Linked DNA regions of Homo sapiens: region 2 is linked to region 1. The links are chromatin contacts, found by POLR2A ChIA-PET in ENCODE. All regions are on one chromosome and are shown on one strand. The core of a region is the stretch at or near the end of the contact, and the rest is flanking DNA. Distances in the headings are between cores, read along the strand shown.

Region 1 (2,700 bases), core at 182-2,681:
ACTTGTTTATTGCTTGCACTGCTGTCAAGAGAGTAAATACCATGAAAGAAGGAAATGCATGTGCCTTATTCACTTCCATATCATAGAACCTAGCACTTAACAGATGCCCTACAACTATTAAATGAACATAATATGTACAAATATGGTCTCTACAGAGGAATATACATTTATTTTCCACCACTCTTAGGCAATGCCACACATTGCATTCATCTCTTTCTGAAGAAGTGATGGCACATAAGAATATTCCTATTCTTCAGTGACTTGGGATTTTTCCCTCCTTTCAAACTATCTTAATCACTGTAGGCACATGAGCATATTCCAAACCAATAATTTGGAGGTTGCTATGATGTTACTAAGGGAAGAGCCACTAAACTAGGACGACTGCAAATCAGGACAAAGGGGCAAAAGGACGTGCACACTAACAAATACTAAATTAAAATTGGAAAAAAAAATTTAAATTCAAGAAGGCAAACAAAGGAGGACAATTTCTTAAGAAGCACCTAAACAAGTTTCCATGAAGGACCAACAGAGTGCTTGAATGTTAGCAGATTCCCAAGTCACAAAAACAAAATACTAGAGCTGAAAGAACCTGAGATCAGACAGTCCCGCTATATTCAGAAATCTGAGACCCAATGAGGTGAAACAGTTTACTCAAAGGGGAAAGATATGTGGCAAAGGACTATAGCCCAGTGCCTGGAACACCAAGACTAGTCTCGTTTCCCATTCCACACACAATATGTTAATGACATGTCACGTGAGGGGTTCGAGGAAAGTTGCCTAGAGAGTTCCCAATTCATTCCTTTCCTCCGGTTACTGAGCGCCTCCTACATGCCAGGCGCACTACAGAAGGTGCAGTTGATTCAGACAGGGCCACCATGACCGTGAAAAGGGTGCTTCCTCTCCCACCTCCGATAATTTTAGGTATAAAAACAATCCAGGTAAATTAGCCGGGTGTGATGACGGGCGCCTGTAGCCCCAGCTACTCGGGAGGCTGAGGCAGGCGAATGGCGTGAATCCGGGAGGCGGAGCTTGCAGTGAGCCGAGATCGCTCCACTACACTCCAGCCTGGGCGACAGAGGGAGACTCCGTCTCAAAAAAAAAAAAAACAGGCTTGCCCAGGCTTTTCTATGTCTGTTATGCGCTAAGAGCTGCAGCAATTTGGCTGAAAAGAGGTGTCACGAGGTAGCTAGGAGGGGTTTTCGGGTGGTCGGTTGTGAGAGACCGCTGACAGTAAAATGTAATGAACTTCTCACTTTTAAAAAAGGGGTGTTATTGCCCAAATGAGCGCTCAGAACTTTTTTAATGGCCCCAAAGATCCCGGAGCCCGGACGCCGGGCTCTTGAGAACCCGCAAGACGACCGCCAAGGCGCACGCACAGCTCACCTTCCCGCCCGGCACGTCAGAAGACCCGAGATTCCGTGAGTGCCACCGCACCTTCCGGTTCCCGCCGGAAGTTTTTCAAACGCCAGAAGGTCCGCCTCGCTTCTTCCGGACCAAGTTAGCCACAGACCTCCAAGGCGCGGCGCTACCGAACGGGGCGGAGCCAGGCTGGACGGAGGCGGGGCTAGAGCGAGGATCCCGAGGGAGCGCCGGGGTGGGGCTGGTTCGTAGAAATGAAAAATGACTTTTTTTTTACGTGTTATTTACCAAGAACACTAAACTCTTAAGCCCACAGATACAGCCAAATAAATTAGATTATAAAAGTAGGGAAATAAGGCTGCTGTTGTCTACATTCGAATTTAGCAGATCAAAACCCCATGGATTTGTTTTAGAAAATTCTAAAAAGCAGCTTTCCACTGCTAATGACTTATTTCCAGGGACTCTGAGTACTGAAGAGCCTAGCAAGTTATTGAAATGACCTGTGACCGTGCCTTGTTGCAGATCTACCGGAAGTGAGCATAGATTTTACTGGATAATTTTTGTGATTGGGGGAAAAAAAAAAGGATTCTTTCTAAATTTAGTAAATCTAATCTTCTATATCTGAGATTGTTGGCCAGGAAAGATCAGTTTCCGAGATTGTTTAGGGATTTTTTTTTCCTTTTAATTAGCACAGTCGTATGTTGCCTTTAGTGATGGTTCCAGAAGGCCTAGAATTGTCTACTACAATCACAGTCTCCTTCACAATTTATGGTCCTGAAGAAATACTAGAGAACACCTTACCGTTCAGGATTGTGGGAAGAGAAACCAGATCATAGAAATCAACAACAATAATGTACTACTTACTATTCACCTACTTTTGATGTTGCATTTGCTACTCAGGTTTATGGTAAGGGGTTGTCTTGGTCAATTTTCTGCTGCTGTAACCAAATACCATAGACTGGTAGATTTATAAAGAAAGAGATTTGTTTGGCTTGTAGTTCTGAAGGCTGGGAAGTCCAAGACAGAGGGCATTATTGTTGTGTCAAAATATGATGGAGGGCATCATACTGGGGTAGGGGTGGGGGAGGCATGTGAACCCAATTGACTCCCGAAATAACTAACCCTCCTGTGATAATGGAATTAACTCATTCATGACCTAATCATTTCCTAAAGGTCCCACCTCTTCATACTATTACAATGACAAGTTTCAACTTGAATTTTTGAAGGGGACATTCCAATCATTGCAGAGGTAGTAAGGGTAAAGGTGAACTAATATACTGCAAAGTCTTTTGACATAAGTCCTGCCCTGGAGGAATTTACGACCAAGAGTAGGAACCAGAT
Region 2 (2,700 bases), core at 109-2,608, 900 kb before region 1:
CACAAATGAAAGCCTCTCAGAATACCATCATCCGCTGTCACAATGCAATTACCGAACAGAATGATAGCAAGATAGAGGCTCCCGCAAATGGAATGATAAAAGTATTGACTGATTTGATTGAATGATTAAAATAATGCAGACATAAAATGAAAAAAGATTGAAGATTGTTACAGAGAAATAGGTGAGGAAGCATGATACTGAAGGCTTGTCACTCCTGTCTTCACTTCCACACAGACAAGCATATTTGCTCATTGTTTGCTGTGCTCCCTTTTTTTTTTCAGGTTGCTATTTCTGCAGATGTCAAAGAAGTTCTGTTAACTGATGGGAATGAAAAGGCCATCAGAAGTATCCTTATTCAGATAGAAAACGGGTTTGTTGTGCTCATTCCTTTTTCCTGGCTGAGTAACAATTGATATAAAGAAAGACAGCATGGGGTATTAAAAGAGAGTTTCCCCCCTACATACATGATAAGTAATTAAGAAAAAGTAGAAATATATGAATTCCTTGCATACAACTCCGTAGGTTTTTTTCTTTCCATAGATTTTTATAGACATCTCTCATGAAAGGAGCCTATTTTTGTGGACCTCCCGAGGCAATAAGAAAATTTGTTTCATAATAATTTTCAAGCATTCTTGTTCTTTTATTTCCATTGGAATTTGCCAGTGTAAAACAAATTATTTGGTATTTATTGTATTTGGATATTGCTGGCAAATATTAACTTCCAGCTTCATGTTTGTTATTACATTTATACACTTGATATTGTATGTACTGTATAATATTGTGCCTGGTCTAATTGCTGAGGGTACCTATATCCCCCACTGGAACAGCTGTCAGTTCTTCATTATTTCCTTTTATTTAGGATTTTATTTAGGATTATACAAGCTATCTCTATTTTTCTGCTATGCTATTGCAGTTCAAACTCCATTAGATTATGCTTTACTAATATGTACACAGAGTTCATGAAAATTGAACTGTACTTTAACTAAGAAAGCAAGCATAAATGTAGCTACTTTAGCAGTCGAGCTGATTTGTTCAGGGGCAGTTAACAGCTGTTAGAAACTGAGAGGAAAAGTGGCAGATATGTTTGCTTTGGATTTTTTTTTTTTTTTTTTTTTTTTTGGTGTGCCTTACATTTACATTATGAGGGAGACAATCTACTTATTTGAATTTTAAGCTCCTAAACTGCCAAAGCAGTTTTGATTTCTGTGGCATCTTACATACAATCTATTTCTGATTTTCTTTTTCGACTTCTGCCATATGATTTTTTCAAAATATGCAGCAGCTTCATCAAGCTGCTCAAACAGGAGAAAGGAGGAACGAGAAGCACAGTAGCTAATATTGTTCAGTAACACTTGTATGCTCTACAGAGCCCCACCCAGCTAATTGCCTGACAGACTTAAAAAAAATTCAGGAAGGAAAAACAGCCAATCACAATCTTGGCCTTTCACACAAGGGAAGGAGATCACAAAAGGTGCTTCCTTTTTTTAAATGCAGGATTTTAATCACGTTCTTGAGACTGTCTCAAGTTTTTCAAAATATTCCTGAAGATGAGCAGATGTTTTTTCATTCACTCTGCTTTATTCTGAGTTATTTCGTGCATGTATCCATGTATCATTTCACTGTGCTCCTCCTCCTTATGTCAGGGAATACAGAGCAAGAGGAAGCTCAGGTATGCCAGCTCAGCCCCAGAGAATTTTTAGAGGGTGGGGGGAGCAGGATTATTGGACAAGAGAAGATTATTTTAGCCACAGAAACTTTCAGCTTGGGCCCGGTAACCTAAGGTTTTTTTCAAGTCAGCAGGTGTCTTATTTAATAGCGTCAGAAACCAATTAGAACTTTTATCAAACTATGGGAAACATCTGTAGTCAGTATGTAAGTCTAATTGTTCTAAAATTATTATTGAGCTAAACTACAGAGCTTCCAAAGAAGGGAAGCAATGCTAATGTCATTAATTAACACACCTTTGCTTTAAACAACAAAGATGCCATGCCAGCTTTTGAAATCAGAGAGGAAATCTCAGATTCTGTATTCATTCTGCCGGCCTTTCAAAGAAATGATTGGTACAGCCCCCTCCCAAGAAAATGGATTTTTAACATTTGGTCCTCAGAAGCTCAGCCCTGAGAGTGCTTTATTGTGCTGGGTTTTACAATGGGTTTAATATAGCGGGGTGCCAAAGGGCAGGAGGGGAAGAACTTTACAAAGTAGATAAAGTAGGTCTTTTCAGGATGCAGACCAAAACTGGTAGTGTGTTTTATTTCATCTCTTAGGACTTTCCTGATGGAGTTCCGTTTTTACCATGCAGTTGTTCTGTGTTTGTATGCCTTTTTCTGTTGTAACCAGATCTAATTTTTTTTAATTAAGAGAAAAAGCATGCATAAAGCCTTAAAATTGGCAATGTGTTTTTCCTGCTTTTAATACTAATGTTATTCTTGATTTGCTAACAGAGCTTACAATTGGCATTCGTTGTCATCTGTTTTACTGACTGAGGTTAATATGAATGATTTTTTTTTCTATTTGCATGCCCACTTTCTGTAAGAATAACTAATTCACTGAATCACATACTATTGATGCATATAGATTGAAACAAACTTATTTAAAAATTACTGTTTACATCTTTCCTTTAAAATTTTAGGAAGTCTAAATTATATAGCAGTTGTAGGATATTATTCAAAAATTACTTTCTAAGAAGTAAAAGTGGAT

The links. ChIA-PET counts read pairs that join two places held with the same protein, here RNA polymerase II (POLR2A).
Region 2: POLR2A ChIA-PET joins it to region 1 with 12 read pairs in B cell. The contact joins the enhancer-like site here to the promoter of SRBD1 in region 1. POLR2A ChIA-PET finds 5 or more read pairs at or near these places in 2 of 52 experiments (B cell and GM12878).

The regions. Positions count from the first base shown.
Region 1 is chr2:45,609,836-45,612,535 of GRCh38, forward strand. It overlaps SRBD1 (S1 RNA binding domain 1), which reads right to left and starts at 1,432. Exons shown (of 21, transcript NM_018079.5): 1 at 1,384-1,432. RefSeq lists an enhancer at 1,083-1,252.
Region 2 is chr2:44,707,118-44,709,817 of GRCh38, forward strand. It overlaps CAMKMT (calmodulin-lysine N-methyltransferase), which reads left to right. Exons shown (of 11, transcript NM_024766.5): 6 at 282-345. Among named protein-coding and RNA genes, the nearest start is that of LINC01833, 230 kb to the right of the region's middle. Within about 2 kb of position 1,359, at least 2 of the 41 ENCODE cell types and tissues checked have a DNase peak (open chromatin) inside an H3K27ac peak, as active enhancers do; they include B cell, where a contact is called at or near this core.